Linked DNA regions of Mus musculus: region 2 is linked to region 1. Evidence: chromatin contacts called from ENCODE POLR2A ChIA-PET data. All regions are on one chromosome and are shown on one strand. The core of a region is the stretch at or near the end of the contact, and the rest is flanking DNA. Distances in the headings are between cores, read along the strand shown. Region 1 holds the start of 2810004N23Rik (RIKEN cDNA 2810004N23 gene). Region 2 holds the start of Egln1 (egl-9 family hypoxia-inducible factor 1).

What was found. ChIA-PET counts read pairs that join two places held with the same protein, here RNA polymerase II (POLR2A).
Region 2: POLR2A ChIA-PET joins it to region 1 with 13 read pairs in Patski. The contact joins the promoter of Egln1 here to the promoter of 2810004N23Rik in region 1. POLR2A ChIA-PET finds 5 or more read pairs at or near these places in 2 of 5 experiments (Patski and embryonic stem cell).

Annotation. Positions count from the first base shown.
Region 1 is chr8:124,861,070-124,865,135 of GRCm38, reverse strand. 2810004N23Rik (RIKEN cDNA 2810004N23 gene) reads left to right here and starts at 2,107. Exons shown (of 7, transcript NM_025615.2): 1 at 2,107-2,251; 2 at 3,865-4,066. The coding sequence starts at 2,164. It overlaps Gnpat (glyceronephosphate O-acyltransferase), which reads right to left and starts at 2,103. Exons shown (of 16, transcript NM_010322.3): 1 at 1,824-2,103. The coding sequence starts at 1,898.
Region 2 is chr8:124,947,854-124,952,484 of GRCm38, reverse strand. It overlaps Egln1 (egl-9 family hypoxia-inducible factor 1), which reads left to right and starts at 3,231. Exons shown (of 5, transcript NM_053207.2): 1 at 3,231-4,252. The coding sequence starts at 3,431. Gm46060 (a long non-coding RNA gene) reads left to right here and starts at 4,260. Exons shown (of 2, transcript XR_001778719.2): 1 at 4,260-4,631.

The DNA of each region.
Region 1 (4,066 bases), core at 858-3,357:
TTTAATCCCAGCCCTCAGAGGCAGGCAGATCTCTTAGCAGAGTCTGAGGCCAAACTGGTGTACAGAGCACATTCCAGGCACCCTCAGCTACACAAAGTAAACTCTGTCTCAGGGGAAAAAAAAAAAAAAGAAAGCTGCTGTCCAGCCTCCAAAGTGGAAATGTTCATGACCAGTCACCTTACTTATTCACAGAAAGCTGATAACAATTTCATCATAAAAAAAAAAAAAAACCAACTCCTTTCATAAACACGTACAAGGAAAGTTCCAATCAACGCACAAACCCACTTAAAGGCCAAGAAGCTGGAGTTAGAGCTATCAGAACACTCTTCTTTTCCAATGTGCCTGCTTTAGAATAACAGGCTAAAGATGGTGAAGTCAATGACAGAGGTTCCAGCCATAGGCTTTAAGGCTACAGTTCAGATTAATCATAAATCTAAATTTTTTTATGGAACTTAAGAAGTTTGCCCACATTCCAAAAGTAGTTGTGCTAACCAAACCAAACCAAAAGCTGGGCAGTGGTAGTGTATGCCTTTAATCCCAGTACTTTGGAGGCAGAGGCAGAGGCAGGGGCAGGCGATTTCCGAGTTCGAGGCCAGCCTGGTCTACAGAGTGAGTTCCAGGACAGCCAGGGCTACACAGAGAAACCCTGTCTCAAAAAACCAAAAAGAAAAAAAAAAAAAAGAAAGAAAGAAAAGGAAAGGAAAGGAAAGGAAAGGAAAGGAAAGAAAAGAAAATGGTGTTAACTACTGGCATAGCATGGAAATACCCTTTGAAAGGCACTTTTGTCAAGAGTGGTGGTGTAGACTATAATCCTAGCTCTCTGGAGGTGAGGGCATGAGGAATGCAAGATCCAGAAAGCCTGGGGCTTCACAGCTAGTGCCAAAGCCAGAGAACAAACCAAGAAAATCTTGTTTCAAAAATAATTAATTAAGATTTTTTTTAACTCTCCCCCGAGGATGGAGAGATGGCACAAGGGTTAAGGGTCATTCCTTCAGCAACCACATTGGGGCAGCTCACAATCTGTAACTCAATTCCCAGAGCTGGCCTCTGATGCACCAGACACCTCGTGGTGCACATACACACATGCAGGTACACTCATACACATAAAAATAAGCAAATTCTCACCCCACCCCACCCGTAATTGTGCAAACCCACGGAGTGAAAGCACACGAAGTCTCCACCTTGATAATTGCTCGTGAATATTGTAAGTGACCAACACTCTGTTGGAAACCAAACGGGGCAAACCACCAGTTAAAACTAGAAGAGGAAGGAAGTGGGGGGCGGAAGGGGGTAGTGTAGAAGGTAAGTTGGACAGAAAACAGTGGCAATGGGTATCCTACTCAGAAACTTGTGCAAACATAACGAATAGAAGACAGTAATTTCCTGAGGTTCCAAGTAAGAGTTAAAAAAAAAAACTCTACGCGCATATTGTAGCCGAATATTTTTCTCTCTCAGGAATACTTAAGGTAGAGGGCTGGGGAGAAGGCGGGAGGTGGAGACCCAAAAGTCTTCTCGGGCTAGGTCAGGACTAAGATTACTACTCAACAGGCAGAACTCTAATGCTCCCCTCATGTTGTGTGCGGGGGCTCCCGGCCTGACGGGGAGAAGGGACAGAGGGACCGCCATCGATACAAACTTGTAAAAGCAGACGCGTTAACCGAGGCGCAGACACATGGTTGCCGTGGATACCAAGCCACGTACCCAACTGGGTTAGGACCCGCTCTTTAAGACAAGCAAGGGTCGTGGGCTGGGGACATAGGGATCGGGGAGGGACTGTCCTTCCCGCGACGTTGCCCTGGGCCTTGGTCCTCCCAGGCGCCTACCGCATAGAGGAGCACACTGCTAGGGCTGGCCGAGCCGACCGAGAATCGGGAGCTGGAGGAGCTAGGAACGTCCATGGCGCGGCTGCCGTCCCTGGCGGGGCCTGGGCTGGTCTGCTACACGGCTGTAGTGCAGCCGCTGGGGGCGGTTCTTTCGCACGGGGCGGCTCCCGTCTGCCCAGGACAGTGGCACTCCGTACGGCCACTGCACGGGACCCCGGGCACCGCCATCTTAACCAGGCCCGAGGCCGCGCAGGGACCGTGACGCACGCGCAGAAGCCGCGCCGGAAGCGGAAGTGGTGGGCACTGGGCGGGATCTGGGGGGGTCTCCGTGCTGATTCCCATGGCGGCGGAGCACGATTCGGACTCCGTTGAGCCTCCTGGTTCGGAGGCACTCCTGGACGCCGTTCTGCGGACCCTCTACGACCTGGGTGAGCGTAGCTCCTGGGAGGAGGCGGCCAAAGACAGTGAAACGCATCCCGAGGCGGCGGGACCACGGCCCACGTGGTCTCCTGGAGCCATGTCCGCAAGCGCTACCCTCTCCGGGACCTTCTCCCCCACTTGTTGGCCGACCTTTTGCTCTCCTTCTCACTGTGCAGGAAAATAAAATCAGAGATGGTTACTAAAGGCAGGCCACTCGCAGAAGGACAGGCACTGGCAGGCAGAAGAGCTCACGTTGATTGCCTGACTTTTAGAACCAGACACGTAACAAACGCTGTATTGTTTTTATTTTGGAGCGGTTGCTCAAAATTCCAAGCTCACTTACACGATTAAAAAGCAAAAGCAAGCTGAGAACTTGGAAGAACGTACCAGGTGTACATGTACATGCATTTTTGTGTGTTTCCCTCATTAACTGTCAGAGCAACCCATATATGTACACACATCTTCATAAAGGTCCTCCTTAAGAGCTCGAGTCTCAAGGTCTAGGGCCTGATGTCACATTCTGCGCTGTGTTAGGTTCTTTGTGTCCACCGACAACACTTGGCCTCCGACTTTCACAAGTTTGTTTGTTTGGGTTTTTTTTTTTTTTTTCTTTTTGGTTTTTCAAGACAGGGTTTCTCTGTGTAGCCCTGGCTGTCCTGGAACTCACTCTGTAGACCAGGCTGGCCTCGAACTCAGAAATCCGCCTGCCTCTGTCTCCCAAGTGCTGGGATTAAAGTCGTGCGCCGCCGCCACCACCACCACCTGGCTGACTTTCACAAGTTTTAAGACTAATTTTTAAAATCCTAGATACAGTTGATATTCACACATGCAGGAATTCATTACGGTAGTTACTTCCCAGCTACCTGGACTTTACCTATTCATTTTTATATCTATACTGGCAGAGTTACATTGGCCACAAGTACACAGCTAGTATTCAGAAAGCTCCTGGGCCCATACTGTAGGTCAGTACTGAGGCTTAGACGCCTGATTGAAATTTCAGATCACTGTTGAGAGTCTGAGCAGAAGAAACAAACTGAAGATGAGAAATAGAGTAGAAAGTAAAGGTATTCAAATTAAAGCAATTAAAGTTTAGCTGGATTCCCTTTAAATCCAAAACCGAAGGAAAACAAGAAGAACCCGGACATGTACCTGTAACCCTGCAGTGTGGTAAAAAGACATGCTAGTATAGAGGCAAATGCTTTTAACATGGTCCTGGGAACTATGACGTTGATGGCACCGGGTGTGAGGACTAGCGTAATTGTATTACTAAGGGTCAGAGGTGTATGCAGCTATCTGGGAAGGAAGGCAGGATTTTGATTTCTGAAAGTGTTGCCTGTGTTTGTGGTTTCCGGTTACTTTATTTATTTATGTATGTGCGGGTGTGTGTCAACCCCGCCATATGCAGTGAGAAAACACCTCCCACAGGAGTGAGTTCTCTCCTTCCACCGTGTGGGTCCTGGAGATCATGAAGTCATGAGACCTGGCCCTAAGCACTTCGTTTCTTTGTGTACATGAGTGGATGCCTGTGTCTGGGCCCCATGCAAAGTGGCATTCCTTCAGTATTGGCATTAATTAAAACTAAGATGATTTTTAATTTTTTTTTTAATGTTGAAATGAACAGGAGAGACGGAAGGTGAAACAGAGCAGAAAAGGATCCGAAAGAAGAAAGCAAAGAAGAGAGACTCAGAGACTATAGAAGATGTGGCAGTAGAGCCGCTTCCCCTGCCTGGATCTCCTGTACGAGGCCAGAAGAAGAGTGCTTCCAGCTTTTTCCAGAAGCTCAGAGAAGAACTGCAGTCTGCTCCCGCTGCCCCTTCAGAAGT
Region 2 (4,631 bases), core at 1,982-4,481, 86 kb before region 1:
CATTGCCCCTGGAACCTCACTCTCTGCCTGGTGTCTGCCTTTGACACTTCTGAGATCATTGCTTCCTAACTTAGGGGAGCTCCCGCCAAGAATGGTGGCCACTCAGGTAGCAATCAGCTGTGGTCCAGGTTGTCATGTAGGAGCAGACAAAGTGGCACTTCCTTGAAATCTTCAGTCTGTTTTCACCATGTTGTTTTTGACGGGCTGGAGGCAGGCACTGCCTGAAAAGCAGCAACTCCCACAGCATACCACTCACCTTCTGTTCAATGGAGCCTCTACCACTTCCTACTTCATAGACTGACCATTAAGACAGTTTTATGTTGACAGCTACCATGGTGATGGTAGACCAGATTCTTATCCAAGCAACTTAGTCAGTGGCACGCTAACCAAGACCTCCCAGATGAGAATTACTGCCTAAGTTATCAAACTACAATAATCACAAAGTCCATAATTGTGGACTTTTGGAAACATTTGAAAGGAGTACTTTATATTTGAATATATATACACATATATGTATATATATATATATAATTTTATTTATATATATGTAAATATATATGTGTAATATATGTGTGTAAATGTGTATGTATTTTATATATATTGTATATATATATAATTTGTATGCATTGGTGAGAAAATTTCAGATGCCCTGGAACTAGAGTTATAGTTGTGAGCTGCCACATGGGTGCTGGGATTTGAACCTAGGTCCTTTGGAAGAACAACCAGTGCTCTTAACCACTGATCCATCTTTCCTGCCTTCTGTATTTGACTTTCTATTAACTGTATGTTTGTGATTCTATATGCTTAATTGCAACAAGAAAAGTAACCAGGCATTTCTGGGTTACTTGTCTTCTGAGATAGGCTGGCCTGGAACTTGAAACTCGGAACTGTTTCAGCGTTGTCAGTGTGCGACCGCATGAGAGCCATGACTGATTCTGTTCACTAAAATCTTAAGTCTGATGTCTTTAAGTAGAATTCAGTAAAAAATACAGTTAAACACACACACACACACAAACCATGTAGAGAGCTAAACTGAACGTTAACCTCCTGAGAGAGAAACTGTTGGGGTCAGCGGCTTGGCAGGGAGAGGTCCTGGGACCGACACCTTGAGCCTGAGCCGAGATTGAAGGAGAGAGCAAAGGAGAGAGCTTCCTCTGTTGTCCTCTGACCTCCAGACGCACTGTGGATTGTACATGCCCACATTATGTACACATACACCCTAAACCAATAAGCTGTAATAAAAAAAATTAGAGTCCTTTGACTATGTGGGCAATTTTAATAAGTACAAGCAAGTAAATGTAAAAGAATTGTAACAAATTCCCTGCTTGTTGCTTCCTGCCAAGACAAGTTCCTTTTACAAACAGTTAAAAAAAAAAAAAGTGTATGTACTCTAGCAAAAAAGAGGCCGAAGAACTATCTGATTCTACTTATATCTACTTACTTGTGTGGGGGGGGAGGTTGTGGGGGGAGGTTCCTGGGGATCAAGGTTAGGACTCTAGGCTTCCAGCAAAGAGCTAAATGAGCCACAGGCCCAGCCTGCTTCCTGCATTCAATGTATGCATTTCAGAAAAATATTTTCTTTGGTCCCGGGAAATGAACTGAGGGCTTTGCATACAGCAAGCAAGCACTGTACCCCTGAACTACACCCCCAGATCAAAATGGCTTTGTATTTTTGCACTGGGAAGGAGCTCATGTAGTCAGGGGTGGCCTCTGTGTAAGCAAAGATGAACTCAGTCTCCATCTCCCAAGAGCTGGCACTACAGACGTGTGCTACCACCATGTTCAGCTTCAAGATTATTCTCAAAGTGTATGCGTGTAAATGTTGTCGCTCTTACATTTCGGAGTTGTTTGCTTGCAACTTCATTCAAATGGCAGAGCTAACAATTCCCGTTTCTGTGTTCCCCCTGGCATCCAAACAGCAATTTTAAATTCTCGGCTGTCTGTCCCAATGGCTACACTCAAGTATACGACCGTGTGTGTACATTATGACAAATGTTTGCACCTAGGGAGGTCCTTCTGTTTTGGAGGCTGTATGACCATGTCGAACTCCGTAGCCCTGGCTGTCCCAGAACCCACCACATAGAGCAGGTTGGTCCTCAACCTGTACAGCTCTTGCTTCCCTCTCTGCAGCTCCAAATATACCCGTCATTCTCCTTGCCCCGGCCCCACTAGTTACTTACTACAAATCACACGTGGAACCGACAGTCTCTGGTTTGTTTCTCTGAGCTGTGTGTGCAAGTGCGTTTGATCCTGGAACTCACTTTGTAGCCCAGGCTGGCCCCAATCTCACAATGATCTTCCTGCCTCTGAGTGCCAGCATTAAAGCCGTTTACCACCGTGCCAAGCTCTATGAGGTTTGAAGGTTTCATAAAAACAAAGAAACAGCAACTAGTGTGTTCGTCTCAATTTACAACACTGAAATCAAACAAAATGCAGATAACTGAGTTGGCAAAGAGGGCTCACGCTAATCACCTTACCACTGACCAGAAGAGGTAGGAGAATCTACTTCCGAGGACTACCGGGCTGCGTCTCAAGACAACAAAGAAAGCCCGTAATAATCCTCATAATTCTGCAGACACTATTGGCAGATTCTAATGTGAGACTTTAACTCCCTGTGCAGCTTCGTTCACGGACTATGCTCTTGAGAGCTTCAGGCCTGAATGCGGATCTGGAACCGAGCCCTGATTACCTTACTTAACCCAGAGGTCTCGAACCGGAACCGGGAGAAATCTCAAGAGTTTAAGGACCGCAGAAAAGCAAAAACAAAGCAAAGCCAGAACCAGGCCCGGCGACTGCAGGAGCCGGTCCCGGAGCAGGCTGCCCGGGGGGCCTTTGTTGTGCCCTCCGCGGCCTCCGGGGAGCAGCAGACCGGGAGCGCGCAGCGGCCGTCCCGGAGCTTGGAGCGGCCCAGCGGCCGTCTGAGCTTCCGTTTCCTCCTCCGCGGGACCGAGGTGGCCGAGGCAGCCCCGGAGCGCTGCCGGCGGGCCCGGACAGGCAGGTGGAGCTGCGCGCGCGCAGGCCGGCGACGCGCGCCCCGGGCGGAGCCGCGAGGAGGAGGGGAGGGCGGAGGAAGCGGCGCGCCCGCCCGCTAGGCCCGGCCCGCCGCGTGCGCGCGGCCCCCGCCCTCTCCGCCCGCGCGCCGGGTCGCCGGGGCCGTGGTGTACGTGCAGCGCGCGCGGAGCGAGTGGCGCCCGCAGGCCCGCGCCCTGCCCGCCCGCCCCGACGCAGCCGGCTGGGCCCGCCCGCCCAGGGCGCTGTGCGCCGCGCAGGCCGCGCTCTCTCCGGCGCGATGCGGCGCTAGGCGGCCCCGGGCAAGGCAGGCGAGGCCAGGGCGCGCGCGGCCTCCCGCAGCGGGCGGCGGCCCCGGGCGGGCGCCCCGACGGCCCCGCCGCCGCCCCGCTCCCGGCCCGCGGCCCGCCCTGCCGCGGCCATGGCCAGTGACAGCGGCGGGCCCGGCGTGCTGAGCGCCAGCGAGCGCGACCGGCAGTACTGCGAGCTGTGCGGGAAGATGGAGAACCTGCTGCGCTGCGGCCGCTGCCGCAGCTCCTTCTACTGCTGCAAAGAGCACCAGCGCCAGGACTGGAAGAAGCACAAGCTGGTGTGCCAGGGCGGCGAGGCCCCCCGCGCGCAGCCCGCGCCGGCGCAGCCCCGCGTCGCGCCCCCGCCCGGTGGGGCCCCCGGAGCCGCGCGCGCCGGCGGGGCGGCCCGGCGCGGGGACAGCGCGGCGGCCTCGCGCGTACCGGGCCCGGAGGACGCGGCGCAGGCCCGGAGCGGCCCCGGCCCAGCAGAGCCCGGCTCCGAGGATCCTCCGCTTAGCCGGTCTCCGGGCCCCGAGCGCGCCAGCCTGTGCCCAGCGGGTGGCGGCCCCGGGGAGGCGCTGAGTCCCGGTGGAGGGCTGCGGCCCAACGGGCAGACCAAGCCGTTGCCCGCGTTGAAGCTGGCTCTGGAGTACATCGTGCCGTGCATGAACAAGCACGGCATCTGCGTGGTGGACGACTTCCTGGGCAGGGAGACCGGGCAGCAGATCGGCGATGAGGTGCGCGCCCTGCACGACACCGGCAAGTTCACGGACGGGCAGCTGGTCAGCCAGAAGAGTGACTCTTCCAAGGACATCCGGGGGGACCAGATCACCTGGATCGAGGGCAAAGAGCCCGGCTGCGAAACCATCGGCCTGCTCATGAGCAGCATGGACGACCTGATCCGCCACTGCAGCGGGAAGCTGGGCAACTACAGGATAAACGGCCGAACGAAAGTAAGTGGCTGGGGCTCTTGCGACCGGAGGAGGGTCTGTGAGGACCACCCCCCGCCCCCGCAGACCCGGGGCCCGGCGCTCTGTCTTAGCGTGGCTCCTTTTGTCCTTGTACTGTCTGCCACAGTGCACAGTGCAGAGCCTGCCGGAGCCCTGGTCACTCGTGGGGGTCGTTGGGGTACCAGCTACACCGGGTCTGGGTGATGCATCTTATCTTGCCTGTGTGCCTGAGCTAGTTAAAAGCCCCGCGGTTTTTAGCGCGCACCCGGCTCTGATTGAGAGCCAGACACTGTGTTTAGCTAGGACTCTGTCAGCTGCCCCCAGAAAGGTTCATTTAAAAGCCTGTGGTCGGAAAACTCCCTGTATTCAGGAAAAGCTTGGC